2 separate regions of the Mus musculus genome follow, and region 1 is linked to region 2. The links are chromatin loops, found by intact Hi-C in ENCODE. Cell type or tissue: left cerebral cortex. All regions are shown on one strand. Each heading gives the region's core, and the rest is flanking DNA. Links, peaks and the distances in the headings are about the cores only.

Evidence for each region. A loop is a pair of places that touch in the nucleus more often than their neighbours do. Peaks named below come from ENCODE experiments on the same cell type or tissue, not always from the same donor. Only the 100,000 strongest peaks of a DNase experiment are listed, where the experiment ranks them.
Region 1: a loop joins it to region 2, with 4 times the contacts of the local background. A loop is called at or near these places in 3 of 42 quality-filtered maps.

The regions. Positions count from the first base shown.
Region 1 is chr9:89,837,652-89,845,981 of GRCm38, forward strand. All of the region lies in intron 3 of 4930524O08Rik (RIKEN cDNA 4930524O08 gene), which reads left to right. Among named protein-coding and RNA genes, the nearest start is that of 4930524O08Rik, 15 kb to the left of the region's middle. In left cerebral cortex, for the core only: no CTCF peak of the experiment used is centred there; DNase peaks (open chromatin) are centred at 4,408 and 7,511; H3K27ac peaks cover 1,026 bases.
Region 2 is chr9:89,905,395-89,913,724 of GRCm38, forward strand. It overlaps Rasgrf1 (RAS protein-specific guanine nucleotide-releasing factor 1), which reads left to right and starts at 4,381. Exons shown (of 27, transcript NM_011245.2): 1 at 4,381-4,879. The coding sequence starts at 4,604. In left cerebral cortex, for the core only: no CTCF peak of the experiment used is centred there; DNase peaks (open chromatin) are centred at 3,452, 4,242, 4,392, 5,664 and 2 more places; H3K4me3 peaks cover 3,467 bases; H3K27ac peaks cover 2,415 bases.

The DNA.
Region 1 (8,330 bases), core at 252-8,251, 68 kb before region 2:
TCAGAGGGGACCGTGGGAGCAGAGGGGATCTACCCCCATGGCAATCCCAAGAGAGGTAAGCCAACTACCAGCCCTATAGAGTGTCAAGAGAATACACTGTCTCTGCCTCAAAGCAGAGGAGATGCCCAGTTTAGGAGCCCACGATGATGGCCAAAGAAGATGGGGTACCCCAGATCATAGTAAATAAGCTCAGAGACAATGTTTTCCTGGAAGATAGACTCAAAGGCAACCCAAAGTGTATCAGGCCTTTGAATGGGTCCATGTGGACTGAGGTCTAGGATCTGAGGCCAAGGTGATACTAGGAAAAACCTTAGCAACTAGCAAGTTCTACAGGACCTGGAAATACAGCCAGTAAGAACACACAGGCCTCTTCAACAACCTGGGAGAGGGGAGGCAGTTTGTGTTTGGTTGGACCCTGTGGTTTTTAGGCTTCTGGTGGTAAAATTTCACCTCACAGTAAGAAGTGTATGGCAGAGACAATTTGTTCTCTTTACAGGAGCAAAGGAGAGAATGGCTGAAATCCTTTGAACTCTTCAAGATCCTGTTCTCAATGTCTACAAGGGTTCTACCAAGCCCCACCTCTTAAAGCTTCCACCAGAAGCTGAAGGCCAAGCCTTTGACACAAGGGCCTTTGGAGAATGCTTCTCTAAGCCAAAGCAGTGACTTACTTCAACTCAGACCATTTATCAGTGACACAACCTAGGTTCACACTCACTTGACTCCATTTAAAAGGACAAGTACTGACTCAAGGGAACTCTAGAGACCCTGATGGGAAGAGGTGAGGGCCCTCTGGTCTCCAGGGCCCCTGGAATGGATTGATATTGGCTAGATATCCCTCGGGTTCAAAGTGAGATACTGTTTCCAGGCAAGAAGCAGAGCCTTTTCTGGTAATTATATATTCTCTGGAGTGGTTTGGGGTTGACAAGCCTGGGCTTCTCCATCACAGAGTATCTTTCCCCAAAGATATTATGGCCATGTCTGAGGCTCCATGGGAGTCTGTACTGAGCCTGGCTTGCACAAGACAGGTCAATACAGAGTCATAGCATCAACCTATCTTCCTTGCATGGAGGACAACCAAAGGAAGTTATTGCACAGCACTGATGAATGTACATGGATGAGATCACATGTACAGGAAGTGTCATGAGAGGAGATATACAGTCCCATCTATGATATGCAAAGAACACAGAGGAGCAATGACCCTCAGAGGGCGTGTGGAAATACAGACTAATCACTAAGCACAAGTGTCCAGAGCTGATAAACTCACTTTAAACATGATCCAGGTTAGGACATGGAGTTCCCACAAGTGGGATTAAAGAGCAACCTTTACAAAGTTTGAAACTGTATCTCCAATTCCAAAATAATCCATGCTATTTACTTCATTATTGGTGTGTGTGTGTGTGTGTGTGTGTGTGTGTGCGTGTGCGTGTATTATATATGAGTGTGTGCTGTGGGCACACATGCCCATACACAGAAGCAGAGGCCAGAGGACACTGAGTCTCCTGCTCTCTCCCTCTCTGCCTTACTCCTTGAAAAAGAACCTATCACTACACCAGGAGGCCAGCAAGCCCAGGAGGCCAGCAAGCCCAGGAGGCCAGCAAGCCCAGGCAATCCTCCTGTTTCTGCTTCCCTGTGACACTGGGATTACAAGCACATGGATATGACTGTAATGAACTTCTTAAATGCTAGGGGGCTCAAACTCAGATCTGAACTGAAACAGTCCCGAATATTGGGTTAATCTTACTGATTCTTTGATAATTTCATACAATATGTTATCATATGTATCCCCTTCCCTCCCCTTAACTCCTCCAAGATAAGCTGTACTACTCCTGTTCTTATGGTGATGGGGCTATCCTCTAGAATGCGGCTGACCTAGCCAGTCGCCACACACTTTAGAAGAAACTGATTCTCCCTTCCCCAGATGCCATCAACCGTCAATAGCTCCTCAGATATGGAGGCGCCTCACTCCAGGCTTCAGTGTTGACTAGACTGGCCTTGTGCTTTGAGTTAGTTTATGTGTCCATTGGTCTTGTCATGTCGAGAAGATACTATTTTGCTCCAGTCTTCTTAGCTCTCTGGTCCTTACAATCTTCCCAGCATTACTTCTGAGCCTATCCTTGAGCCTCTGTTGGGAGTCTGGTGTAAACTGCACATATTTGGCTGAGTTCCCCAAAGACTCATATATAGTCTATACTTTGAACAGCTGTGAGTTTCTCTATTAACCAATATCTGCTGCACAAAGAAATTTCTCTGATGAGGTTGAGGGGCCACACTAATCCATAGGTGGAAGGATACAAATTTAAAGAATAGTTTGATATTGTGTCCATTTAGTAGGATAACAAGTTCAAACTTGAGGGCTGTGAGCTCACAACCATGGATTCTTGACTAGATTTACAGTCCCACTTATACATTTCTTCTTGTGGAATAGGACTGAAATCTAATAAAAAACTGACTAGTTGTTCCTAAAACATTCATGCCAATATTACACCTATGGGCAAACCTTCCCTATCAATCACCATTGGAGTTTACAAGTGTCACAGCTGGGTAAGACTCTTAAGGAGCTTTTTCCAGCAACAGCCTACAAAACACCTTCTGATACTATGAGAGATGACCAGTAGGAAGGAGGCTGCCTGGTCAACATCAACTTGATTTCTGTATTTCCTGTGATCAATGTGTGTTGTCTTTAGCAATCAGGTCTCCTCATCAAGTTCTGATGGGTGATCAAGAGCAATGGCAATAGCCTATATTGCTTGGGGCAGAGGCTCTGGGACACCTCTGAGTAACAGGGGGAGGGGATAAGCCACATCTGGTACTGGGCTTTTTATTTGGAACCTATGGCTCCTGTGAGGAGCATAATGTGTGTGTGTGTGTGTGTGTGTGTGTGTGTGTGTGTGTGTGTGTGTGTGTGTTATAAAATTGTAGGTCCATGTAACTTCTAAAAAATTCCTTAGTGTTAATTATCCCTCCCTACCCCCTTCTTTGCTCCAGCCTTCCAACCCTCACCCACTAAATCTCCGTCCTTATTAGTCCCCCTTGCTTTCCCCTCTTGTCACCTGTGTTCTGCTGTGCCACTTTTAATATCTTTCATCCTCCTGTCGCCAATGGTCTTGTTTTAATTTCCTGTAGTCCACAGGTCCTCCAAGTAATACACAGATCTAAAGATCTATTTGCTTTTTAAAAGTATTTTGAAATATAAAATGCACAAAACATCACTCACTCAAATCAAAATGAAGCTAATTTTGTTAATTCTGACCACTTAGTTCATTCTGTAAAAAGGCAATTCTCCACTCATCTCGCTAATGTCTTTCGCTGGAAATAACAACTATTAGTTTCCAGGTCCCTCCTAGACCTCTCTCTGTGATTAAGTAGACCCATGTTGGCATGCTCAATGGGTAACTATGGTCAAAGGCATTGTAATAACTATTTGGGTGTCTTCTTTATGCAAGAAAGAATAAACCAGGCATGGTGGCACATGCCTATAATCTGAGATGCTGGGGCAGAAGACCCTCAAGGCCATCCTGGGGTAAAGTGTGATACTTTGTCTCCAACAAGCAAAACTAAACAAACAGATAGAGTAACATATACCAAATAAGGCAAGGAAACAAAGAGAACAGTCTAAAATACCAATGTAATGAGAGAATACCATATTGACCAAGGGGTCTACTAAACTGACTGACAGCTCATGGCCAGGTCCAGGGGTAGCCAGGATTGTAGGGAGCCACTGTGACTCAGTGTAGCTGCTGACCTGGGCAAACAGGAGAGCACAAAGCAGGAAAAGCTGAGAGCCCATCAGGGGATGGGTGCTCATCAGTGTGGCATTAGCACCTGCCTCTGGGAAGCTCCCAGAGGTACTCTTGAATCAAGCTGACAGTTCTAGCCACATCTGAGCAGCCTGACAGTCGAGCCACTGCCTGTTGGAAGACACACCCAGGTCAGCAGACCCTGTCCCTTCCCTGACACGTATGAGTCATACTGATAGAGTAACAACAACTCAGCAGGAACATCTGGGAATGGGCAGCATGCCATTTAATCCCCTCACAGTTTGCCTGGCAGGGGCACTATGATTGGTCCCATTTCCCAAAGGTACAACTGAGGCTCAAGGAAGTGAAGTCACCTGCCCACTTTCTGTCCCACTCTCTGGCAGTCAGAAGGTACCACGTGCTCTTTTGGTGTTTCCACAGGGAAGTAATTTCTCCCTATTTTCCAGATAAAGTAACTGAGACCCAAAGCGGTCCTGAATCTGCATCTGTTGGCGCAGAGCAGCCTTACTCCTCCTCTCTGGGGCCCAACTTGGAGGTGGTGCTGCAGAAATACAGAGAAGGGCAGGTTGCATAACATGGCTGTTCTCCTCCAAAAGCTGCAAACACCCACTTTCCCCATTCACGAATCTGGGCAATGAGTGGTGGGAGTCAGGGGAGGATATATTAAAAAAAAAATTGTCTCCTTCAGTCAGGGAATTTCACAGTATAATTATATAGTGAGGACATCAAATTAGCAGAATGAGGGACTGTCAGAGGCAGCAGCGAAGCACCACTGTTGTCCCCAGATTCACAACCACTCACAGCACAGCCTCCTGAGTAGGCTCGGGAACTCTCCTCTCTTAGATCCTAAATGCACGCTAGCGATGGGAGGAACTCTCAGCTGGAGGAGTTCTCAGCAGCCATTGATTTCCCAACCCCCTCATGTCACACTTGAAAAATAACATCCCCAGAGGGCTGGACAGCCAAGTCCAGCCCCACCCAAGCTCTCAGAAGTCTAGTGGGAGAAGCACTCCCCTTGGGCTTTTGGAGTCCAAAATAAATGCACATAGAGCTCTCTGCATCGTTACCATGGTTATAGATAACAAGGGCCGTGGCAAAGCACAGCAAATTAGTTAATGATGAGAGAGAAACTTCCAGCAGTGACACATTCTGCTTGAGCGAATGGCTTGCCTTATTCAGTGGCAAGCAGGTTTCTGGTGCCAAGGCGAGCTCTGGTAGTGAGAGGAGATAATAATATGGGGGAGAGTATGCAAAACAGGCTAACCACACAGCCTGTTTCTGTCCCTCCTCATGCTTTCTGCCAACCAAAAACAGAGTTCAAGCAATGCAACGGTCTCACAATCCCTTGAGACCTTATGTTCTGGGCCAGCAGAGAGGACAGGAAGATAAAGAGACAGCCCCTGGCCCTTGGACAGATTGTGTGATCTCATCTGAGTGGTCAAAGTAGGAACTGGATCAGACCAAACACGGAAGTGCCCCCATGGAGCCTCACTCAATGGCTGGACAACTTTGCTCGATGTCGTCAAGTCGCTAGGCACCTCGCTTCAGTCTGACCGTGGTAGTGATCTGAAAAGGGAGCTATGATTATTCTGTGTCCTGTAGCCATCTTCTTTACACTGTATCTGTGGTTCCTCTTTCCTCATCAAGAGAGTCTGTGTCCCTTCATTCGAACCAACAGCGCTTGTCCTTCTCAGTTGTTGTGACCAATGAGATGTGGAGCTGACAAAGCCACAAGTACTAAAGTCCTGACCCACTCCCAGAAAAGGTCAGTGTGGTGACCATTAACCTATAAAGTAAAACTGAATACACAGGCATACTTTTTTTTTTTCAGTTCTGCCTCAGTCCCAGTTGTTGGAGAAGCAGATGTTGTTGGGGGAGTTGAGGATCTCTTCAAAACCATTCTGTGCCTATGCTGCAATAAAGGTCTATCAGGGTTTTATTGTTTTTTTTTTTTTTAAGGCAGTGGGAATAAGCCAGTGTCCAGGGTTGCAGTGGGGATCATGAGGTTGTGCTGTCCCCAAAGAACACATGGGAGATCTAAGGCAGTGTGGAGACAGTGTGAGTGCTATGAGGTTGAGGAACTGCTGCAAAACCCCTCGGGGAGCTAACAAGGAATGTCTTCAAGGAGCAACCTAGAGGAGAACAGCTTTATCCAAAAGCAGTAGTGAGGGATCAACAGTAGCTGCTGTGCTTGGAGAGGCTGCAAGATGCTTCTCTCAGGCAAGCCACAAATGCCCCCTCAGTCTTGCCTGCCTTGATCTACAACCTCCCACAAGAGGAGTCATCCCTCACTCCATCACTCTCCTCTGCTCCGTGCATTTTTTTAAATTTTTATTTTATTTTTATTTTTATGTGTATTAGTGTTTGCCTGTGTGTATGTCTGTACATTACGTATGTTCAGTGCTTACCAAGGCCAGAAGAGGGCATTGGCTCTCCCGGTATTGGACTTACATACTGTTGGGAGATACCTTGTGGTTGCTGGGAATTGGATGAGGGTCCTCTGGAAGAAAAACCAGTGCTCCTAACTTCTGAAACATCTCTGTGTCCCCTCCTGCTCTGCACACTATAATTGTACTACCACTCACTGGTTTTATTTTTTCCATCTCTTACTACCACAAGGTTGCAGAAATATAAGTCTGTTTTGCTCACCGCCCTACCCCTAGCACATTAAACGGTGCCTGACACTCAAAAAAGTACTATGTGATAGAGAACATTACAAAAAAATCCTATAAACAATCAAAGTTCCCAGCCCCATCTGATACAGCTACAACTCAAGTCCTGTGCCTAAGATTCAGGGATCATAAAGGAAAGGGGATGGGAAAATTGTAAGAGCCAGAGGGACAGAAGTTTGCTGTGAGATTGTCTCCTAGGGATGTCAGAGAAGCCACACCCAGGAAGTCTCATCAACAGGACCATCTAAACAAGACCTGAACACAGATGACATCAACAGCATGATGACATGTCATTGGATCTCAACCCTAGACCAAGAACTACAGGCAGCTAAGACATGCTGAGAACAGGAGAGCAAGTTTTTCTCAGGGAAGAGGCCCTGGATTGGATTGTATACATACAAGTAACATTACATAGACTGAAAAGAAGGTTCTAGTTATACATTTGGTAATATGCATATGCACATACACACCACACACACATACATACACACATCAACAATTAAAAAAATAGAAACTATGAATTTGAGTGGGTGGTATCCAAAAAGTGTTGGAGGAAGGAAAAGGAAGGAGAAATTTATATGATTATATTTTAATTTCAAAAACTACAGATGCTGGGTGGTGGTGGCTCACACCTTTAATCCCAGCCCTTGGGAGGCAGAGGCAGGTGGATTTCAGCCTGGCCTACAAAGTGAGTTCCAGGACAGAACTCACAGAAAAAGAAATACTGTGGAATTCGATGGTCAGGCATTATGGCATTACATATGCAGTCCCAGAATTTAGGAGGCTGATGCAGAAGGCTATGAGGTCAAACCTGATTGGGGCTACACGGCAGGAATGTTTTAAAAGAGAGAGAGAGAAGTACCTATGGAATGAATGAATGAGTGAGTGAATGAATGAATGAATGAATGAAATAAGAATCATGTCTTTGTAGGTCCTCATAAGTCACTTTTAAATTGTGTAAGCTCTGTGTTAGGAGTTAAGTATCTGTTATCTTCAAGGACTCATACGGTGACGATTTAACCTGCCATATGGTAGTGTGGGAAACAACTAGAATTAGATGAGATGATGAGGGTGGGTAGAGATCTATAAAGAAAAGGCCAGGCAGCTTGATGTTGCCCCAAAAGCATTTAGAGGAGCAACCACATGAGTGCAAGGAGAAGGTAGCTATCTGTGAGCTGGGAGAGTCCTGAGAAGCCCGAAGGGCCAGCATCTTCACTGGACTTTCCAACCACCAGAATACGGAGAAAACAGCTGGCTGTTGTTTAAGCTGCTGATGTATGGAATACACTCATCATAGCAGCTGGAAAAAAGCAAGGCGCCCCATGGCCACCTTTAGTTCACACAGAGAAGCTCCACAAATTTTGAGATCCCAGAAACTGGCTCACACTAGCAGGTCTTATTCCCCATAGCTACTCCAATAGCTACAAGATGTGGGGCCACCTTTTGGATGACTGTTACTAATGTACCAGGAGCCAGGAAATTGCCTAGTTGTTGCTGGTGGTAGGGAGTAATTACATAGAAAGGAATAAGACAATATAGTCAGCTAAACACCTCTGATTTCCTGCCCATTTGAGGTTCCTGCTTTGGAAGAACCCAGACATTCTCAGACAGTGGCTAATGATGGGAAAGTGGACTGGCCCTGGGGGCTAAACAAATCAGCGCTCTGGGGCAGTTTTCCCTACTTGTTGCTATAGCAACAGACTCCAGCTGCAGGTGCCCACCTGTCACCAGTATCAAGGCCAGACTCTGATTGCATCTGAACAGGACTGTTAGTACGGGAACAGAGAAAACAAACACAGAAAGGTCTCATGTGGCTTGAGGAATCGTGGGTCACAGTAATTGAGTCCATGATGTGGGTCTGTTGAGATTCACGCTGATGCCTCTATCCCTGGGTATTATG
Region 2 (8,330 bases), core at 191-8,190:
ATAATAAAAGGTTTCAAGAAGAATCTTTGATGGTGTCCCTGGGTGATCTTATTTATTTATTTATTATTTATTTCTTTTACAAAGAAATCCATCAGTTTTAGGAACAGGCAGAACAACATGGCTAATACAAACTAAAAGTATAGGCTCCCTGTTCCCCACTAGGTTCCTGGTCAAGATGATCAGTGGAACAACCTAAAATTAGAGTTGGAATTTCCACAAGCAAATCCCACATGACAAAAGTTCTCTGGTTCCATAAACTTAATGTTTTTATTTCAAAGCTCTTCCTTTTTAATATGTTGTCAAAGGGGCAAAAGTTCTCTAAGTGCACATTCACACACACACACACACACACACACACACACACACACACACACACACAGAGTGAGGCCTTAGTTTTTCCACCTGGAAAACCGGGTTGTTAACCTCTATTTGAGGCTAGTCAGCCTCTGCCCTTTCCTGGAGAATAGGCTAATTTCTTTCCCCTGTGGACAGTGTGCTTAATCTCTGAGTGTGCCCCTTTCGAGCAACTATGACAACATACTGTGTTCTCTGATTTTGGCAGGCAGAGGAGCGATACGAATTAACATGTATTTATTACAGATAGGGCAGCCATGATAAACCAAAGAATTTCATCCCACTCTCTAGTTTGGGGGACCAAGGTGATTCCTGGGGTTATTTGCAGGGCATGGGTAACTCAAAGGCAGCTATATCACTAACCCACACCTTCTCCCAATAATGGGTGCATCTCTGGAGCTCCTTGCCCGACTTGCTGGCAGTTCTCCCAAAGGTCTTCTCTTCCAGTACCACCCGCTCCAGCAACTGCTCACCTAACCCTCCGGAGCTCTGTGAGTCTCCTTAGGTCCAAGCTTCCAGAGCTATGGTAGTTTGAATGAAGAAAGAAAGAAAGAAAGAAAGAAAGAAAGAAAGAAAGAAAGAAAGAAAGGAAGGAAGGAAGGAAGGAAGGAAGGAAGGAAGGAAGGAAGGAAGGAAGGAAGAAAGAAAGAGCCAATGGCCCCCATAGGCTAGGTACTTAGTCATTGGTTGGTAGACTGGGAAAGATTAGAAACTATGGCCCTGTTGAAGAAGGTGTAGCTTTATTGGAGGAGATGTACCTTCAGATTTTAAAAGCACACACTAGATGCAGTCTCTTTGGGCAAGCTTCCAGATTAAATGCCAAGAGTTGCCTTGGTCATGATGTCTCTTCACTGTGATGGGACACTGACTTGTTCTAAGAGAAGAGGCTTGCAAGCTCTTATGAGCCTTTCTTCTCCCCTCTAAGAGGGATATTTCAATTTAGGAGAAATTGCTACACACCATATGCCCACCTTCTCTATGGCTCTTACACAAGCCAAGAACCAGCCTTATAAATGATATCTTCTTAGTCAGAGTCATTAAGTGGTTTCCAAGAGCATTGACTGCCAAGAGACCAAATGTTAGTCTCAGGTTTCTCCCTGTGGTCACTGGAGGAAAAAAAAAAGCAATATTCACACAGCTTACATAAGACTAATCAAAATTCCAGACAGGGCTCCAGCCATTTTCCTCTCTCTAGCACAGCAGCCTGGAGCTAATGCAGGCTTTCCAGCATGGTCTAGCTCACCAGGAAACCCCAGAACCCAAGGATTAGCAGAAGTATAGGACCCCAGCACCCCTGTGCTAACCAGGGCAGGAGGGGGGCAGTGCAGGGATCTGCTTGGCCCAAGATTTAATGGTTCTTAGCCCTGGCTCCACGTTGGGATCTCCCAGGAGTTTCTAAGTACGGTATACACGTCCAGACTCTGTTTTCACTGGCCTGGGGTAAGGTCTGAATACAGACTTTAAACCTCTAAAGGACACTGGAGTTTGGAGCTTCTGAAGTGGGCTCAATTCTTCTCCTGACTGACACTTTTGCTTAGCATGCCTTCCTCAGACCCAAGAGAAAGTGGGGTGTCCCTGCCCTAGCTATATCCTAGGAGTTATAGAGCAAAGAAGTTCCTAGGCTAGCCCAAGCTCCAGAAAGCAGGGACTACATTTTTCTTGTAATTGTGTCTCCAGGATCCAGCCAACAGAATCAGATGTGTGTGAGAGAGGATGAGTCCCATAGTCTTCACCTAATGCGTCTAATGAGTGATCAAAATCTAAGAAGTGAGCTGCAGAGCAGTGGGGCTGTATCACTGGGGCTGGCACACCTCTCTCAGACCCTGCCTGGCTCCCCTGAATGACAATCCCCTCTGACCGCAATCCCAGGAGATTCATTGCCCAACGCAGTATCATTGATTCTGCCATCAGTAAGTCTCCAAACTCCTGTGGTGAAATGCCCTGTGAACACACATTACCCATCCAGCCTATACAGCTCAGGTGCAGTCAGAAGATCCATGTATTGTAGGGACTGTGGGTCTGCCTGCCATACAAGCTTCAACGAAGGCCAGACCTTTGCTTCAGCTACGGCAGGGATACTTTCTCCCTGACTATCCGGGACCACTGGGGAATAAACCCCAGCCTCAATGCAGCCCTACAGCCCTGCTCTACATCAGCCTCAATCTACTTCAAATCCCAACTCCTTCACTTTCCATTTGAGTGAGCCCTAAGTGTGTGAGCCCAAACCCAACCTCCACTGAAGGCTATAGAGAAAATGGAATGGCTGACCTGTGGCAAAGAGCTTTTAGCATAGGGCCCCTTACCAGAGATTTCCTTGGCCTTTTCTGCAACAGGCTTCCTAAAGGGAATTTACATAAAAACCTCAATCCTGAAAGTTCTGCTTCTACAAGAAGGCAAGGGAAGTTAGGTGGCTGCCTGCAGTCAGAACTCTGACATGGAAGCATCAGGAATTCAAGCCAGTCTGGGCTACATAACAAGATGCAGTCTGAAAAGAGAAGGGCTAGGTAGGGAAAAGATGACTGGGGCAGGAGAAAGGAGAAAATTAGAAAACAAGGGGGAAATTATTCCAATCATTTCACAGGCTCTCTCTTGTGCAAATCAAGTCTGCATGAAGGGGCTTAGCCCTCTGCCCTTTTTCTTTTGATTACCCGAGGAAGAAAAATTAACATCATTTAGGAACACGGGCCTGGGCCACTATGCCCTGAACTGGAATAGCTCCATTCCAGACTATGGTGCATGGTGTGTGTGTGTGTGTGTGTGTGTGTGTGTGTGTGTGTGTGTGTGTGTGTTTCTAAAGGGGGAAGGGCTCTCGCGGTTCTGTGAGGAAAGATGGTGTTGTTTTGTGTGTGTGTGTGTGTGTGTTTTTCTCTCTCCAGAGAGCTGCGAGGACACCCGTCCCGGCTGCAAACTGTCAGCGCCGGGCGCCGTTCCCGGTTTCAACGAGGCCGCTGCCCTCTGCGGCAGACGGCGATGCGCGCTCCCCGCACCAGAACCCGGCTGGCCCGGCAGCCCGCGCGCTCTGCCGGTGCAGCATGCGGGCGCTGTGACGTTCTCGAATAAATGCCGTGTAACTGTGTAGGCGAATTGAAGCTAAAAATAAGAACGGAAAATCTATCATTAAGGTATCATTGCGCCAGCGCAGCTATGTGAAGGCTCCCATGGTCCCAGGCGCCTGTGTTTGAAGCCCGCCTTCAGGCTTCTGGGATATTTGCTGAAAACTCCCACCAGTGGCTTGCCAGCCAGACCTTGGGGTTTATGGGGTGACACCGGTTATTATGGCAATGCTCAAAATGGAGCGGTCACCTCTTCCCACCCAAGTTCACCCCTTTTATTCTCGTGTCGCCGGCGAAGCCGCGAGGAATAGAGAAAAAAAAACAGACTCGAACGGTTATGAACAAACTAGTGCATCCCTTTTACTATCCACCTTCCTCCATCCACCTTGAATTAGAAAAATAAAGTAGGGAAAGAAGGTGAGAGAAAGCTGTAGGAGAGAAAAACGACAAATGGGGCCGACCCTAGGTCTAAGGTGCGCCGCGGCGGGGCGCAAAGAACACAAACTCCGAGGAGGCGAGCCTCCGGGGTGCCATTGGCTTGAACGAAAATTGATCTGATTTGGCTTAGAACACCCGAAGTAGAGAAGAGGAAAACAAGGAGGGAGGGGTAGGCGTGTATGTGTGCGTGTGCGTGCGTGTGTGTGTGTGTGTGTGTGTGTGTGTGTGTGTGTGTATGTGTGTGTTTGCGTGTGTGCGTGTGTTTGCGTGTGTGTGTCCGGGGAGGGGAGGAGGCGCCAAGGTGCAGCCTGCGTGCGGCTCTGCGCCTCGGCGGGGCTGCGTGCGTGTGTCCCTGTCCGCGCTGCTGAAACGGGCTCTTCGAGGGATTGGCGTCATATGACTCCGCCTGCTGCCCCCAGCCCTCGCGCAGACCGCCCTCCCCTCAGTTAGCTGAGGGAGGGTCGTGCAACATCCCCAGGGGCCCCCGCGGCTCTGCGGAGAGAAGAGGTTCCAGCCAGGAAGGGTCCAGCTAGGAGCGAGCACGGCGCCCGATCTCAAAGTGTAGATCTTGAAGGGGGCGGGGTGTGAGAGAGCGAGGGAGGGCGGGGGAGCGAGAGAGAGAGAGAGAGCGCGCGCGAGGGAGAGCGAGGGAGCGATTCAGAGAGCGCCAGAGAACGGCAGAGCGCGCACCGACGAGGGGCATTCGGATGCCTCTCTGAGATGTAAGTGCGTAGCAGTCTCTCAGGCCTTCTAGCATCATGCAGAAAGCCATCCGGCTTAACGATGGCCACGTCGTGACCCTGGGACTGCTGGCACAGAAGGACGGCACGCGCAAAGGCTACCTGAGCAAGAGGAGTGCGGACAACCCAAAATGGCAAACCAAGTGGTTTGCCCTGCTCCAGAACCTGCTTTTCTACTTCGAAAGCGACTCCAGCCCTCGGCCCTCGGGGCTCTACCTGCTCGAGGGAAGTATCTGTAAACGCGCGCCCTCCCCCAAGCGAGGGACCTCCTCCAAGGAGTCCGGCGAGAAACAGGTGAGGGAGCGCCGCGTCCCGACCTCCCGCGCCCCTGCTAAGGCCTTTGAGGGTTCAGGGCCTTCCATCCAGCTTTGGGGACAGAACTTTGACCCTCTCCTCTAAGAATTCAGGGCGTCTCAGCATCTTTCGCGGGAAGGACCGGCTGGACCAAATTGGGAGGGTGACCCTAGTGCGGGCAGAGGAGGCAGGGACTGCGGGTAGGGCGCCGCTACCAGCTGCGACCGCCCTTGGCAGGGTAAACCCCGTAGGAGTGGCGGGGGGGGGGTGTTGGTGGTGGCGGGGACAGGAAGCCTGAAACTTGGAGATAGAGATGAAGATGGGGTCCAAAGGACCTACTCGGGCAAGGAATTTCATCACCGTCCGACTTAAAATGGTGCCCCTAGCCCCATCCCAACCCCCACCCTCACCCCCATCCTTGATAGTCCCCATCTTCTGCCCGAAATGTGAAATTCCTTACACTTAGGCTTGGAAAGGGTGAGACAGACGTCGAAGCGTCGCGGTCCCCTGTCTCACGCAGCTAGGGGAGAATTATAATCTGCGCTAGCCTGGCCGAGTTAGGGAATTGGGGTGGGGGTGGGGGGCTGGGGAGTCGTTATTTTGTGTGATCTAGTGATGATGTGCTTCAGCTGGCTCTGGCCAGGCTAACAAACCCCAGGGTTTACAAACAAACGCTGAAATGCGCGGAGGCCAGGGCCAGGGCTGCTGCGAAGCAGTGGGACAAGTGGGTTCTTCTTTCCTCCCCCGCCCCTTGCGCCGCAGCGGCCGCTGCAGTCGCCGCGGTAGCGCTGCGCTCACTCGTTCATTCGCTTGTGGCGTTGTCCAAAAAGCAAGGCTAAAGGGCTAGGCCGCGATCTGCAGCGGGCCTAGACGTCAGAGACGCGCTAGTTTGCCATTGAAATGGGAGGGGCACGTGCAGCTTCTGGGTGGGAACCCTCAGGGAGAGAGATCTTTAAGCTTGATATCCCTCCCAAGGTATCTGGTCCCCTGACTTCTGGGAGGGAAGGAAAAATACATGACAGTGTATCCTAAAATGTCAGCTCTAGGAGAGGCCTGACATTCACAGGGCCCAGCCCCACCTGGCTATTTGCCCGGATGGAGACACTGAGGCCTAGAGAGGGAGAGGGGGAGGGGGGAGGAGAGAGAGAGATATTGATTGATTTTTTTTGCACAGCGTCATAGCAGGAGTCGACGTCGACGTAATGTTCTGAGAAGACAACCAACCAGGATCTCAAAAACATTCAGGCTGGTGGCAATTGAATTGACTGGGATGACAGCCACCCTTGAAGTCTCCTTCTCCATAATTAGGACAGAGATCGGTACTCTGTCCCTTCACCACTCTCTTCATACCTTGCCTTAGCTCCTTTAGTATTAGGTTTCTGGGGAGGGGGGAGCTTGGAAGTGGGGGCAGAAATTTGGGGGGTGACTCTTGAGAATGACTAGTCAGGTGACCAGGCAGAGGCTCCCTGATGGCAAGGAACAGCAGCTCCTTTAGCTTGTAGCCAAATGGAGCCTTACTGGGCTCAGCTAGACCACCCAGACCCAGACTGTCTGCCCTTCTGCCCACCCACTGTCTGCAGCCACAGCACACCTGTATCTACCAGTAGATTGCACCCCACAGGCTCAGCCAGGGCCCTCTGGTGCCCCAGCTCCCTACATCACAGTAGGATCTGAGCTCCTAGGTAGTAAGGAAGACGGAATAGGGGAGCCATGTTGATGCAGGTTCAAGGTCTCCCATTCTCTGAACTGACAAGATGGAGGCTGGAACCTGCCCCTCCCCCGCCCCAGCTAAATGGCTTCTTCCTGTGTGACGTCAGTTAACACACAGAAGTCCTCTGAGCCTGTTTTGTGTACAAAGGGGAAATGACACTGGATGGATGGATCCCCAGGTCCTTGAGAACACAAAACCAAATTTTGTGTAGGAAATGATGCCCACGATACAATTTAGTGGGCTTCTAACTAGATAGGATTATATCTATCTGCATATCAGGTCAATCCATTCTTGTCATTCTTCAGGCTGAGAAACTGAGGCCCATAGAAAGGGAGTTGCCCCATCAAAAATAAGACCTAGAATTGACTCAGGGTCTAAATTTGGCAAGATCAGCTGGTATCTGGTAGAACTTCATTTTCAAGGGGCTTCATTTTACTCAACTATGGGAACAGAGAGCAAGTCTGAGCTGGAAATCCCCCACCCTGGTAGCAGTGGCAAGGTTGAGGACTTGAACACATAGCAGATACATAGAAAATGCTTCTTGGTCTGGACGTGCTTGAAGTGTTGTGTGTTACTTCCATATTTCGTGTCCTGAGAACTAAGTGGGTGTTGGGCACTATGCCTAAGAAGCTGATGATCACAGATGCTGGGATTCTGGAGGACATAAATACAAACAGGGAGGCCCAGCATAACCTATAAAGACCTGGATTGCAAGGTGTTGTGAGAGCCCAGACTGCTATGACGTCATCTCACTCAGCTGTGCCCGGATTGATCTATGTTTAGAGCAAGGGCAGTATCCAGGGCTTTGTCTCACACTGGCTCTACCCGGGGACCCCAGGGTCTCCTGAAATGAGATTGGTGCATCGTGCCCCAACCCCCACTTAGCTGCTGCAGGGTACCTCCCTGGCCTGGGCTCTGTTTACTCAGCCCTGACGTCCTCTCTTCCCAGCCCTGAACAGTAACGTGACCTGAATCAGAGCATGGGTTCCACATGCCTAGAGATTGGTCCTGCGAGCCCCATTCTCTGCTTCTGAACAGACTCATGCATGGTAGTTTTCCCAAAGTACCTGACATAGTCTGTCTAATGCTGGCTTCTCAGTAAGAGATCTTGCCAAAGCAACCTCAGTTCAGCTTGTGCTCCCTCCAACCAGGAGAGGCCAAGGTGGATGGAAGGTGCCTTGTGATTCCCTTGAAAGAGGAAAAGGATTGAAGCAGACAGCAATACCAGTGGCTCAGAGCCTGATATAAGCTTAGGCTCCATGAGCTGAGAGCCCCTCCTCTTTTAGGCCGGGGTTATTACCTAACATTACTCACAGTCTTATCTATAGAGAACATTTCTGATTGGCCCGGTGGATCGATCTCCACCACAGCCTGGAGACTGGGTGTGCTCCGGTTTCACAGGTGAGGAGACAGACTCCTCAATGGCCACCCTGTCCTAGCAGCAAATATGAGACTCTGCCCTCTGACCTCCCCTCTCTGCAGCTCTGCCAGCCTCACCACCCTCCAGAGCTGAAACCTAGTCAACTCCTCCCTAAGCCAGGAAAATGCACATAGGAAAAGGATGCTGCTCTGATGGCAATGCCCTTCACACACAGCTTCCTGGGATCTAAGCAAAGCAAGGGGTGAAGGGCAGGAAAGCAGCAGCTCCAACTTAAGAAGGATGTGTCCCTGCAAGAAGCTGGCGAAGCTAAGATAGAATGCCAGCATGTGTGATCACTGGCTCTGAAGAAACTGTGGGGT